Linked DNA regions of Homo sapiens: region 2 is linked to region 1. The links are chromatin contacts, found by Hi-C or POLR2A ChIA-PET in ENCODE. All regions are on one chromosome and are shown on one strand. Each heading gives the region's core, a stretch centred on a gene start or an enhancer-like site at or near the end of the contact. The rest is flanking DNA. Distances are from core to core; before and after follow the strand shown. Region 1 overlaps FOXP1 (forkhead box P1). Region 2 overlaps FOXP1 (forkhead box P1).

What was found. Hi-C counts contacts between places; a loop is a spot of excess contacts on that map. ChIA-PET counts read pairs that join two places held with the same protein, here RNA polymerase II (POLR2A). Pooled maps may share reads with other maps.
Region 2: a loop to region 1 is called in a pooled map, with 2.1 times the contacts of the local background. The contact joins two enhancer-like sites. A Hi-C loop is called at or near these places in 2 of 50 pooled maps. POLR2A ChIA-PET finds 5 or more read pairs at or near these places in 3 of 52 experiments (A549, Caco-2 and activated T-cell).

The regions. Positions count from the first base shown.
Region 1 is chr3:71,494,448-71,501,870 of GRCh38, reverse strand. All of the region lies in intron 2 of FOXP1 (forkhead box P1), which reads left to right. Among named protein-coding and RNA genes, the nearest start is that of MIR1284, 44 kb to the left of the region's middle. RefSeq lists an enhancer at 3,484-4,422. Within about 2 kb of position 5,475, at least 10 of the 41 ENCODE cell types and tissues checked have a DNase peak (open chromatin) inside an H3K27ac peak, as active enhancers do.
Region 2 is chr3:71,250,370-71,257,792 of GRCh38, reverse strand. The region is part of intron 5 of FOXP1 (forkhead box P1); the gene reads left to right. Among named protein-coding and RNA genes, the nearest start is that of FOXP1-AS1, 36 kb to the left of the region's middle. Within about 2 kb of position 3,397, at least 4 of the 41 ENCODE cell types and tissues checked have a DNase peak (open chromatin) inside an H3K27ac peak, as active enhancers do.

The sequences.
Region 1 (7,423 bases), core at 4,226-6,725:
ATCTTGAGGGATACCAGGGTTTTCAGGGCACTGGGTACCACAATATGAGTCTTAGATGATGTAAAAGACACCGAGTTCAGAAACGTGAAGGTGGATTGTGTGCACTGGGAGGAGCAATGGATTCAAGGTGGTTAGTGGCATTAAATTATTTTGACTATAGTCACCTTGCTGTACTATCAACTACCAGGTCTTATTCATTCTTTCTATTTTTTTGTACCCATGCAATGAACATTTTCTTCGAAAGGTCATGTTGTTGTTCAAAAGTGTTTTCACCTTTTGGGCTGGGCACGGTGGCTCACGCCTATAATCCCAGCAATTTGGAGGCCAAGGTGGGTGGATCATGAGGTCAGGAGATTGAGACCATCCTGGCCAACATGGTGAAACCCTCTTTCTACTAAAAATACAAAAATTAGGTGGGTGTGGTGGTGCGTGCCTGTAATCCCAGCTACTCGGGACGCTGAGGCAGGAGAATCGCTTGAACCAGGGAGTCGGAGGTGGTGGTGAGCCGAGATGGCACCACTGCACTCCAGCCTGGCAACACAGCGAGACTCCGTCTCAAAAAAAAAAAAAAAAAAAAGAAAAGCATTTCAGAGTTTGGATTTTTTTGATTAGTGATGCTCACTCTGTAGTAAAATACCTGAGAAAGGTGTTGAAGAGCATTTTTGCCATTTATTTATTTATTTAGAGACGGAGTCTCACTCTGTCACCCAGGCTGCAGAGACTTGATCTGGGCTCACTACAACCTCTGCCTCCCGGATTCAAGCAATTCTCCCACCTCAGCCTCCCGAATAGCTGGGATTACAGGCACCCGCCACCCCACCTGGCTAATTTTTATATTTTTGGTAGAGACAGGGTTTCACCATGTTGGCCAGGCTGGTCTTGAATTCCTGACCTCAGATAATCTGCCCATCTCAGCCTCCCAAAGTGCTGAAATTAACGATGTGAGCCACTGTGCCTAGCCATCCTTGACATTTAGAAGTAACTGCCAGTTGGCTGGGCAGGAAGCGGTGGTTCCCTTACATGTGACTATGAATAGAAAGGTTTCCATGGATCTTGGAATCACGGTGGAGGAAGGTGATGGTACTTTCCTTGAGGGTAGGTGACAGGTGAGGTGGGCTGTTGGCAGAGGAACGACTTGGCTGTAACAGGAATTGAAGAGAGACCAACTCTTTCTTTTTTAGTTGCTTGAAGTTGAAAGATGTAGAATGAGTGGCTTCTGGAAAAGGAGAGAGGGGACATCTTTAAGGGTAAAAGGCAAGTCTCTCCATTCATCCAGATGATGGTAGTGGAAGATGGTGGAGAGAGGTGAGCACTAAGGCCCAGGGGAAGGAGGAGTGGAGTTTCTTCAGCACAGAAGGGAGATTCTGGAGTGTTCTGAAGCCAGCAGGATGATGGTCTATCTCATCCCCAAAGAGGGGAAGTGATCAGTTAGGTCAGTTGTTCTCTAGAGCAGGGTTTGGACATAGATGGGGGAATGGAGCAGACAGATGCCACAGGAAAAATCTCACTAGCCTGCGAGTTTCACATGGAATATTCAGGAGATTGTTAGTGAAAAAGAGAGCAATAAACAAACAAACCGAAAAGGTTTCAGGTTGAGCCTCAGAGCTAGAAAAGTAATTACGTAATTCCCCATGTGTTCTAATTAGTCTAGTGGGTTTACTTAAAAATTTGTTTTTGAGCATAGATACCAATAAGTCCTCTGGTGAGTTGAAAGAAACCTTACTAGTGGAAGATTAATAAAAGGAATAGTGATTGGTTAGTTTTAGGGAACTTCACTGAAACAAAGTTAGTTAAATGGGCTTGCCCAAACCATGGAGGTTGGTGTAGTGACCCATTTGGTTAAATCTGGTGACCGTTTTTTACCAGAACTTTATTAGAACTTAGCGCTAAAGACAGATGCTTATTTAGGGCACGTTTGAGTTATTATTATTATTATTTTAAAAACAGAAGTATTATTTGTTCTTCTTTTCCTAGCCTATGAATTGAGGTGGATTGGCATCTTATTTATGAGCTGACAAACACATACCTTTTTTTGCAGCTGATGTGCTTTTTTGAACTGGGTTCAGCATTGTCAAAAAGTTATTCACAGGAGTTGGTGATGGAGCCCGCTCCACCCACTTCTGTTCCCTTTCTATTTTGGTGCCATTTGCAACAAAGGAAACTAAGTTTGTAAATTAGAGAAGGATTGAAGCTCTCACAAATGCACTTCTTATCAGGTTGTGTAACAGATTAGACAGAGCAGGCTCACTCTTGCTGTGGCACGTGGGACCCGAGGAAACATCCATGCAAACTCCATGAGGTGGCCTTGGCCAGGGGACTCCCAAGTTTTCTGGCCAATCTGATTTAGTTGCATTTAAAAACGAACAATTATGAAGATGTATATATCTGCATGTCTGTATGTTTATATGCACATATGTATACTTGTGCGTGTTTATATGTGTGTGTATATACATACGTATATTATGTGTGTGTATAAAATTGCCATTTAGCATTCTCAAACCAAGGGAGATCCAGTGGGCAACACATTGAATTTGACTTTTGCATAAGGGTCCCTGATGGAAATAGATGGCTTTTAGTTCTCCTAGGCCTTAAGTGGACTAGGGGAGGCAGAGGAGGGCTGAAAGAACCCAGAGAGAGGAGTTGTGTGGAGAGAGCTGCCTGGCAGGGTTGCCACTGGTCAAAGAGGGACTCAGAACTAGAGAAATGAATACCCCATCTTCTGTGGCGTCCTGAGATGAGAGCTCCCATTGGTTGGACAGAGAGCGGCCCTCTAGGACACAGAGCTGGGTGGGGGATAGTGAGTGGAGCCTCTGGAGAAGCAGATGGAAACCATCCAATGCATTTTGTTCTGGAAACAGCTATGCAAGGTAACTGCCATAACTCAACCAGGTAACCCATGGGAGAGGTCAAGGTGGGAAATGAACTCCTTCCTAGATCTTCAGGGTGGGGATAGAGCCTCTAGCTTTAGAGCACTGGTTCTCAAAGGATGGTGCCCGGATCAGTAGCATCAGTATCACCTGGGAACTTGCTAGAAATTCTCAGGCCCCGTCTTGGACCTATGGAATGCAAAACTGCAGGAGAGGCCCAGCAATCTGTGTTTTACAAACCCCCCTGGAGATCCTGGTGCTTGGTCAAGATGTCTGTGAGTTGCTGGAGGCTCAGCATATGATGTCAGTTTGCTGAGAGGGCCTTTGTTGGCATGCTCAGAAATGCCCGTGATGAGCATGTTGTCTGTTATCAATCCACTGCTTGAAATTCTGCAGTTCCTCAATCCTCTTTTTTTAGGATAGACATTCTTCAATAGAAATGGAATACTTGATTACATTTAGGCCATGGAGGCCAATACCCAGTGCAGTTCATTCCTTTAATTTTTAAGCTCTTCTCTCAGCTGTGCAGGCAAGTTCCAGGGCAGACTTTTGGAGGTTGAAAAATAGATGCAAATGCTGTCTGTGCTGTTGTTGTTTTCCTGGTGCCTGGCAGTGTTTGGTAAACAACTTGATTGCTAGGTCCCGGCCTCAGGGAACCACAGCTGCTCTTTCTAGCTCCCTGCAGACTTTTGTACTGAGCAGGGATTGCTTCAGGGAAAAATAAACAGGGGAGAACAAAACAAGAAAACATCACTTGTTGTTTTGTTTCTGCCTCTACCTGTTTTTCTGGAGCTGTTTTGCAACCACAGGCCCTGGGATTTGGGTTCCTTTGCTTTACAGAAACAAGGCAGGCCCCGGTGGCATTCCACGCTTCTCTCTCCATGGCTAGACTGTGGCATTTGGAGTAGCCACAGGACTTGGAAAGCGTTGGAAAGGACTTAGTAGCCACTGCCAGAACGCATGCATTTTTAAATATGTAAATTGAAAAGGGAGAAAGCTTCATTCTTTCTAATGACCCCCAAGATGGTAATCTGGCTTTTCAAATCTCTAGGAAAACAGATTGAATATGGCACAATTAATGTTTCAGCACTTCTCGGCTTTTCTCTAAAATATTTCAATGGGCTTTTAATTTATTGCAGCTCTTGATTAGCAGGGTTGAGGCAGGGTTACTGCTGACCTCCTGGGCCAAGGTACTTCTGGGGCTGTAGTGAAGTGGAAAAGAACAAAGGTTTGATAGTGTTCTCAGCTGGAGCCTCCCAGGGATGAGCCCCTGGGGGTTCACTGAATAATTCCTTCCCCTAAAGTAGTCAGAGAGCAATGCAGTGTTCTTCAGATCTTTATCAGAGTTACCTGGGGTATCTGTTGGGTAGAACAGCAGATTCCTGGAACTTGTTTAAGAATCTCTGGACTATGGAGGGTGGGAACTTGGGCTTCAAGCTGGTGCCTCCCTGCACACTCACATTTGCAGTCCATGGCCTTGGTGATTGATATTGCTACAGTGTAAATACCGTGAGCTGGGGTAGAAAGCAAGTGGGGGTACTGCTACATTTTAAAAAAATGTTTGAGACTTGCACATTGTTTGTTAGTGCATTTACTTTTCACTTACTCTACTTCACAAGTTGGCTGTTCCCTACCTTCTTAAATCAAAAAACTTTCTCCTGGAAATTGTTTCTTTTTGGTCTGAAGTAAGTCTTTTAGAATGTCCTTATAGAGAGGTGATAAACTTCTGTTTGTTTGAAAAAGCTTCTATTTCACCCTCAGCTTTAAGAGATAGTTTTTCTAGTTATACAATTCTACGTAGGCGGGTGGGGGTTTCTGTCATTTTTTTCTTTTCTTTTTTGTTTTTGCCTCTGTACTGTGGAAAGGATAATTTATTTGGGTATCTATCTTCTGGTATTTTTAAAAATTTCAGTTGCTGTATTTTTTTATGTCTAGAGTTCAGAACAGTTAAGTATTTTAGTTAGCTATGGGGTTCCATGAAGATGGAATTCAGTCCTGTGACTGTTGAATTCTTAACAACACACACACACACACACACACACTTCCACACACCACAGTGGTGATTCACCCTTTATTTTTAGATATGCCTGGTTACTTTAAAATATTAGAAGTCAAATAAGACAGCACTAATGACCATACACATAGAGCATTGTTTTTTTTTGTCTTTTTGTTGTTGTTGTTTGTTTCTTTTGTTTTTTTAGACAGAGTCTTGCTCTGTCGCCAGGCTGGAGTGCATTGGCGCAATCTCAGCTCACTGCAACTTCCGACTCCCTGGATCAAGCGATTCTTCTGCCTCAGCCTCCCTAGTAGCTGGCGTCACCATACCCAGCTAATTTTTGTATTTTTAGTAGAGAGGGATTTTCACCATGTTGGCCAGTGTGGTCTTGATCTCCTGACCTCGTGATCCGCCCGCCTCGGCCTCCCAAAGTGCTGGGATTACAGGCGTGAGCCACTGTGGCCGGCCACATAGAGTATTGTTTAACCGATTTATGTCTTAGCTAGAAAGCTGCTACTCACTCCAGTCCGAATGAAAACGAAACTCCCACAGGAAACCTCCACCAGCCCTCTCCTCATGGCTGATCTTTGCTGTTGACTTGCCTACTCCTCACCCCCAAGCCTTCGAGTATGATATTCTGACCTGTGAAATGCGTTTTCCACCCAATCTTCCAATTCCTCCCAAAACCTCAAGATAATGAATTCTTCTAGAAAGCTCTTATCTGCCCAGACACCTACTGTGCTTTTCTGTGTCACCCGTACTGCTTCTCTGTGCTTCTGAATCACTCTGGAATCATAAAACTGGAGACAGTGCATGACCTCATCCATCCTTTGCTACAGGGATTGCAACATGTTTGTTTTGTTTAAATATAACTTATTTAAAAAGTTAGCTGCCATCTTTGAAAAATTCTGGAATTTTACTAAATAGAAATCTAGATTACTGCCTTTATTTGTAGAATTGAAAGCTCTTGAGGTTCTTGAGGGTATGTGCCCATGTGGCAGTAATTGGAGGGGGAAGTACAATGGCTTCCCCCTTGAAGCTGATAAAGTGAGGATTTCTCAGCTTGCCACATTCCTTCCCTCTCCCTGTTACCTTACACCTGGCCTTCCTCGCTCATTTGCATTACCTGCCTGTTACAAAATGTGGCCCATGATTGTTAGTACCAGCATGGTCAGGTAGTGCCAAAATTCACTTGAGCAAGCCTGAGTCAGAAGGGTATATCACAAAAACTCAGGACTTTTATATTAGGGTATTGGCTGGAAAATATAGAGTTCCCATGGGCACAAGCTTTATAGAGTTGAGTCAGGCTGCTAAAACTCCCTGTGCCTCAGTTTTCTTATCCACATATTGAGTTTAAAATAATAATATCTGCTAAGAACTTTGTTGTAAGAATAGAATGAAATAATGATTATAAAAGACTTAAAACAATACCCAGTACATAATGAGTTTTCAACAAATGGCAATTATATTTTTAGAGAGTACCGAAAAGTTACTTCTTTCAGTTGTTGATTCATTTATTCACTCAAAAGATACATATTGAGTACTTGCTATGAGCTGGGCATTTTTCTGAAATTTTGGAGCATTGCGATGAAAAGAAATAGTTCTTTTATCTAATTGAGCTTATATTCTAGTGGGGAAGACAAATGAGCAAATAGATCAGGGCGAAAGCTCTGAAGTAAGCACATAGGATGATATAATTGAGACTAACTTGGAACCTAACTTAAGTAGGTGGGCAGGACAAGCTTTTTGAAGTGGCCTTTGTCCCTAAGTCCCAGTACTGAGAAGGGACCAGTTGTGTAAAGAATGGGCTCATGGCATCTTGGGAAGCTGAGATAGCAAGTGCACCAGCCCTGAGATGGGAAGACACTTGCCTTGCTTGAAACAAAAGGAGGACCACTGTATCTACATTGATTATAGTTTGGGATTGGGTTGGTAGTTAAGGCAGCGTCAGAGAAGTAGAAAGTGGCCAGATTATGTAGGGCCCTCAGGCCATGGAAAGAAATTCAAATTTTATCCTAAAGATGGTAAACAACTTCAGCCCATTTCTTCATTTCTTTTCTTTTTCTTTTTTCTTTTCTTTTTTTTTTTTTCTATGTGACATAGACTTCATGGCTTTAGGGAGCATGTCTGAGCCTTGGAAGTACTTCTTGGATCTCAAAGCTGCTTGGAGGCTTGGAGAATAGGACTTTGCCATTTGACTCGAAGTGTGGTCCATGATTGGTAGTATCAGCATCTCCTGGTAGTTTTCTAGAAATGCAGAATCTCAGGCCCACTCCAGATCTAGTGAATCAGAGTCTTCGGGGATGGGTCCCAGGAATCTGTATTTTGAAATGCTCTCCAAAAGATGCTTATGCACAGAAGTTTGAGAAGCATCAATCTAGAATACATCTGGACAGATTTCTGCAGGACATGGAGCTATGCTCATTGGAGAGGAATGGAAGCCTTTCCTGGGCACCCAGGGGATGCTGCCAGCCGCCGGGATGCTGGCTCAATAGGGTTAGGTACTGGTGCCAGGCTTAGCATTCTAAGCGCTTGAAAAACTCTCTGGTCACAGCACATC
Region 2 (7,423 bases), core at 2,148-4,647, 240 kb after region 1:
TCTAAAAGTCCATGTTGTTTTCACCACAATGCCTGAGAAATACATTATAATGATTTGCTGTGGCCCCTGGAAATCCAGATTAAGAGTCCTGAGTCCTTTAAGAAATACTCCCGTGGCTCCATTTCTTTTTCTTTCTGCATCCTGGAAATTTCCTCCTTTTAGTCACCTCCTCTTTTTACCCATTCTGCATTTTTTTTTTTTTTTTTTGAGATGGAGTTTTACTCTTGTTGCCCAGGCTGGAATGCAATGGCATGATCTCAACTCACTGCAACCTCCGCCTCCTGGGTTCAAGCAATTCTCCCACTTCAACCTCCCAAGTAGCTGGGATTACAGGGGCCTGCCACCACCCTCGGCTATTTTTTATTTTTTTTATTTTTAGTAGAGATGGGGTTTCACCGTGTTGGCCAGGCTGGTCTCGAAACTTCTGACCTTAGGTGATCTGCCCATCTCGGCCTCCCAAAGTGTTGGGATTACAGGCGTGAGCCACCATGCCTGGTCCCATTCTGCGTTTTTTAAATATTGCCAAAACTGTGTTGCAAAGAACTAGTAAGAATATTCCTGACTTGCAGGTTCAGCCACTGGTCTTTCTTTAAGTGACTGTTAGCCAAATTTTTATAATTTAGGAGCACCCATAACAAAGAAGCACTATATCACAATATTGTGAATTATATTCAGCAAGAGTTCAATAAACTCAGCTTCCTCCCGTGAATCAGCATCAAGCATGGGCCTTCCCATCATACTGCTTGAGTTCTTTGGTCACAACTAACAGAGATTCCCTTTGGCCAACTTAAAGGTAATCCTTAAAAGAAGATATTGGATGAATAGCTGGTAGCTCAGAATGAACAGAAGATGGCTAAGATAGGAAGCAGGACAGTCCCAGTATATAGGAAGTGCCAGTATCTTCCCCAGCTCGTCGCAGCCACTGCTAAAATCAGTACTCCTCAAACATGTTTCTGTCCTCACATCAGTCTACTCAGATGAATCAGACAGGCCTAGTCTAAGTCCCATATCTACCCCATGGCGATGACAGGGCAGGGGATCTTGACTAAGAGTCCCAGCCTACATGCAACAGTGGGGGAAAGTAGTTCCTTAAAAGAACATTGAAGTGAGAGGCCGGGCGCGGTGGCTCACGCCTGTAATCCCAGCACTTTGGGAGGCCGAGGCAGGTGAATCATGAGGTTAAGCGGTTGAGACCATCCTGGCCAACATGGTGAATCCCCATCTCTACTAAAAATAAAAAAATTAGCTGGGTGTGATAGTGGGCACCTGTAGTCCCAGCTACTCGGGAGGCTGCGGCAGGAGAATGGTGTGAACCCGAGAGGTGGAGCTTGCAGTAAGCCAAGATGGCACCACTGCACTCCAGCCTGGGCAACAGAGTGAGACTCCGTCTCAAAAAAAAGAAAAGAAAACAGAAAATTGAAGTGAGAATGGATTCTGGATGCCCCGCCCCCACCACCAAATTCAACAAACCCCTGCTGTCCCTGAGCTCTACAGGAATAGTGGAGTTGATTGGAGAGAGGCGCAGTTTCCTCTCTGGAGTCCCATCTTTTGTGACTTTCAACCTCCTTTCTGAGCAGGCTATTGACTCTGTCTTTGACGATGTGAGGAAACCTTCCAGCTTTGCATCACAGCAAGTTTGATGAGCCTGCCTTTACCTTGGATGTCTTCATCTGGTATTTACGTCATTGGGAAAGATGTAATGACATACCAAGACCTGTAGCTTAGCTTGCTGCTGAAGACCTTCGTCCAACTAGTCCTAATAAAACCCAAGCTCTAAAAACTCATCATCAAATAATAAAAGAGAAATAGAGTAAATGCACAATTCATGAGATTAATATAGACCAGGAAGACAGTCTTTTTTTCCCTAATAATCTTTACTTTTATATCCTACTTTATAGGGGTGCTGTTTAATTTCATGTTCATTTACTTTAATTACTTCTTGCATGTAGTTTGTGGGGAAGTTTGCCATTTTCCAACGTCTAAAAGATGGCTTACTTGAGTTTCGTTTCAGACCCTTTTAAAATTAATATATAATAAAACATAATATGTGTATTTGTCATTTTTCATCTCCAAGGATTACTCATCATAATCGAATCAATTTTTCCAGGGAGATTTTATCAGACTTACAAGTCAAATTAGTTGAATGCATTTCTTTTGCTAATAAACAGAGAACCTTTACCCTGGAAGCATCTCCCCACTGAATTCCAATAATTTAGTGTTTCCTTGCCTTAAGAGCTCAACCAGTAAATGACCTAGGCATCAAAAGAAATTTATTAGCCTAAAAGAAGATTGTTAAGATGGGAGAACTTAAGAGTATGAAAGCGAGGAAACATAATAAAATCAAAATGTAAATATTGAATACATATATGTTAGGTATTTTTTTAAAACTTCATTTTAGAGGGTTAGGCTTAACTCTCCCCCACCCCAAGCAAAACATTTCGGGGTACAGATTTTTCTGTCTCTATAGTTGCATTTACTTCTATGTTGCACATGGGGACAGTGTAAGGCTAACGGGCTATTATATTCTGACCTAAACAATTCCTGTGTTTCTAATTTAGAAGATAATTGCAGTCAAGGTAGGACAAGACCATTTTGGATGGTGGCTAGTCTGATTGCTGCCTCTGTCTTGAGTTGCCTTATGATCTATAGGTCCGAGGTTAATTGTGGGAAGATTTTGGCCATGAAACTACAGCAAGCCTTTACAGGAATGGAAAAAGGGTGTAGTTTCTTTCAAGTGCATTTATTAGGGTAGGTGTGATCACCGACTCACTGCTTGGCGTTAAGTGGGCCCATTGGTTATTGCTGTGAGGTGGTTCTAAATCCTCCTTTTAAAAAGCTCCGTTCAAGTTGCTGTGACCTTCTCATGCTGCTTGCTCCCAAGTATTTCAAATGTTGCAATGCTGGGCATTTTGTCAAGCTCATAACTGAAATGCTTTCTCCATATAAGATATGGAGTTTGACCCTATAGTAGAGATATGAATGTGGATTTGCTTTTACCCTGTAGATAAGATCAGCTACAGTGAAAGACACAGGTAAATAGAATGCTTAGGCAGAAACTGTTGGAATCCAGTGTACATGTGAAAAGAGTGAAATTTTTCAGGGCTAACAGTAAAGCCCTCTTCAGTGTGTAACTGGAATTCACCTTCTCTAGTATTTTTGCACAAGATTGAGAATAAAAATGGTTGTGATTGATGAAGCATTCAGTGTATATCTAACTGTAAGTCGGACTAGAGGGACTTTTAAATCACCCAAATGAAAGATTGTATTATCATGAACATTAATATGTAACAGTTAAGTGTGTCATAGCTTATCATAAGTCCTGGCATTCGCAGAGCTCTTTGAGGCCAGCCAACCAATAAGGAAAAACTTTTTAGCAAATGCCGGTCCACAATACCTCCATGAGTGAGGTCAGCCCAGTAGTCATGACTCTTAATAGGTTATTTATTTTTGTGTGCCCAACCTACCTACCTGTACATTCTAGTCACACTTTGCGGGGGCCTTGAAGATGTACTCTGAATTTTCTCCTCCCAATATTCTTACAGGGAAGACAAAAGCAGGTTGAAACCAAGGGGAAAATTTTACTTCTGGTGAGACTAGGAAGTTAGGGGGGAGGAAAATACCCAGAGTAACTTATTAAGGCATGGAGGTTGGATTAGTTAAATGTTTAGAAATTTTAAAATTTCTTATAGATTTGTTACCATTTATGTGGTTGACAGATTATTAACTGTTCACCCCTAGAAAACCAATTCAGGAAGGTAGAAACTTCTGTTTTTTATCTTTTGCAAAGTAATGTCTTTTCCTCCAAATTTGTAAGGTGTACATGTTCATAGCAGAAAATTTGAACTATAAGGCAAAATATTTTTAAAATCGTAACTACCTCTGTTCTTAATACCCAGAGAAACTTAGTAACTGGAAGGGCTATCCTTACATGTATAACATTTTTTTAAATGTTAGTGCTACATATATTTAATTAATTACATTTTTAACGGGTACATACTTTTTTCATTTGGCGTATTTATTATGTGGTCATATGTCCATTGAAGCTTTCTTTGTCTTTGTATCTACCATAACACCAAGTCCAGTACCATTTTAGTGGGATGAGCTTATTAATATTTTTTAAAATTACAATAGGTACATCTTATCAGAGTTAAATCTTCGAGTTATTTGTGGAAGGGAGAGAGAAGAGAAAAGGAGTAAATATTTACTGAGAACCTAGCACATGCTGAGTACTGGGTTACATACTTCATAGTAATATTGCACTTTATTATCATTAAATACTGATGATGATGATGATGGTAGCTAAGTATCATTGTGTACTTGCTGTGTAAAAGATCAGAACTTGGACATGTATCATTTCATTTAATTCTCACCACAACTCACTAAAGTTAAACACGTCTATTATTTCCATATTAAAGATGGAAAACCTGAGGTTCAGAGAGGTTAAGCTAATTACTCAAGATCACACAGCCAAAAATTATGAAGCCAAGTTGCCGGATGGTTCTTTATCTACCCTAAGATACATGCCCAGCTGTCCACACCAGTGCATTTGCTGCATCTATCCAACACACCAACCTGCCTTTTAATGTTTCTAAGTGACTTCTGTTTAACATGGGCCCCCTTTTAGCAACTTCCCTTGAAGGATTTTTTTGACCTTTTAATTTTTCTTTTGGTGTTAAAATTGGGGGATGGAGGCACTATATGCATCAGGCCATGCCCCACTTGGCCCAGTACCTGGAAACAGATAGCCATGAAGCGACACCCTTGCCTGCTCATGGTGTCAGCTGCATTGTGGATGCTGCTGTCACCTCTGTCTCAGGCAGCATCTGGGGCCATTGCAGGACTAGCCTATGAATCCTTCCTTTGGTTTCTGTTGCAAACTGAGGCACAGCTGTAATGACTGTGTGTAACCTATGCCCTGAGCCCAGGTGTCTGCTGTTACATGTTAGAGTAAGAAAGGTTTATCACTCGGTTGGCATTGACCATGTTTTGCAGTTGAGGCCACATGTGTAACCATTTCCCTACTGTGGGACCAGGTTTTCTGTAACAGCTGTTGGCCTAGGACATTTTGTTTCACTTCCATCCACTTCTGTTTCTTTATCTCAAACACTGGGAAAATCATAGTACCTGTCAAGTAAGGGTGTCAGAAGACTGGGTGACGTAAGTAAACCACTTCAGTAAAAGCCTTGCATGAAGTTGGCACTCAGGGGGCCTGAGGCATTGTTGTTGTTCTTCAGGGATACTCTAAGGACTAAGAATTGTTTTCTTAGTGACAAGTTCTCAGAGAACCAATTTAGATACTGGGAGATTGGTAATTACACTTTTTATTAGCTCCACTCTCTCAAGGAAGTGACTTTTCTTTCGTCTTTCTTGGAATTTGGGATATATCAATTAGCATGTGTTCATGGAACACCTCACTACTCCACAGTGGCTAAAAACATGAGGAAATTCATTATTTACTTGCCCAGAAGTTTGAAGATAGGCAGTGCCAGGATTGGTTTGGCATCTTAATAATGTCTGAGTGTGGGGTTAGGGAAGCTCTTTGATTCCTTCAACTTTTCCCTCTGGGCCACAAGATGGCTGCTGAAGCACCAGGCATCACTTTCCTACATGGTTGCATTTAAAGGCACAAAGTAAGGAAAAGGACAGAGCGGTGAGAGAGAGAGAAAGAGATCTCTTAGTGTCCTCTTATCAAGAAGAAAAAAAGTCATTTTCCCCTTATATCTTTTCAGTCATCTTCCCCTTATATCTTTTGGCCAGAACTAAATTAGATCACCATCCCTAACTGCAGAGAAAGCTGGGAAGGGGGAGCATCTCATTTTTTCAGCTTGGGGAGTAGGAGGTGGGAGAAAAGGGAGGGAGAAGAGAAAGAACGAGTTGGGATTGGCTGTTGGGTTGCCATCCGGTAGTGTGTGCCATATGGATAACACTTCATACTTGACCAGTGGAGGTTAACCTAAAGTCTACGTTGAGCCTACAAAGGAGATACATATACAATTATTCAGAATGACAGTGTACTTTTGGATTCTCATATCATTGCTAAAGCTAAAATTTCTTGGTATCAAGACAGTGTGGGTAACTCCAACGCACTTTGTTGACTTTGTTCATCATCAGGCTTTATCCCATCTTAAGCTCTCTATATATCACTCAGGAAATATTTTGTAGATGGCTCAGCTTCCTGCTCAGCGCCATAGTTCTGGATGTTTCCCACCCCACACATGGTGTTGTGTATGACCACCACCCCCGCTTCCAAATGGTCTTTGGTTCTGTATTTGCCCATTGCGAAAGAAACATCCTGACAGCTATGATGTATTTATAACGTTGTATGGCTGGTTTTACAGTCACTTTGTTACATCAATACTAATCTTTCTCGCTAAGCTGAAAAATCCATCACACCTTGAGTTACAGTGGAAAGCTTCACCTGAATTGTGTGCATTTTGGGTTTTTCAGGGGAGGGACAGGATGGAGGCACGTGACTGCTTAAGAGACTTTTCACAGTGTTACTCTCGTTTCCAAATGGTATGAGTTATTTGAGTTGCTGGAGCAGAGCACTTTCTGCAGGATAGCTGATGTCTCTGAAGACACAGTTTACATTCAATGTGTCCCAAAGAGAGTAGCAAGTACATTTTTCTAACAGTGAAAAAAGAAATCATTTTGCAACTAGCTTCTTAAAGAGTGCACTTGGTTCTAATCTACAGGCATAAAGCTTTCAAGTTACTCAATTATATAAATCTACAATTCTAATCAAAACCGTGTTTATAAAAAATAATTTTTACTTAAATTTGATGAAAAGATTCAAAGTAAGATTGGAATTTTTAAAAAAGTCATTACCAAAAACATTTTTTTTTCTTTCTTTCTTTTTTTTGAGACACAGTCTCACTCTGTCACCCAAGCTGGAGTGCAGTGGCGCAGTTTCGGCTCACTGCAACCTCCGCCTCCTGGGTTCAAGCGATTCTCCTGCCTCAGCCTCCTGAGTAGCTGGGATTACAGGCGTGCGCCACCATGCCTAGCTAATTTTTTGTATTTTAGTAAAGATGGGGTTTCATCATTCTGGCCAGGCTGGTCTCGAACTCCTGACCTCAGGTGATCTGCCCACCTCAGCCTCCCAAAAGTGCTAGGATTACAGGCGTGAGCCACTGCGCCCAACGCAAAAAACACTTTCAATTTTAGAGTTTATTAATTTCCGTTGAGAAGAAAATACAATTTTTAATGAATATGAAGAATTTTGTACTGGAAACCAAGTATCCATCTGCTTAAGATCCGATTGTCATGAATATGGAAATTCTATGACCCCCTCTAAAACTGCACAGTCCAAGATATGGCAGCCACTAGGCATGTGTGGCTATTTAAATTAATTAAACTTACATAAAATTAAAAATTCAGTTCCTCAGTGACACTAGCCATATTTCAAGTGCTCAGGAGCCTC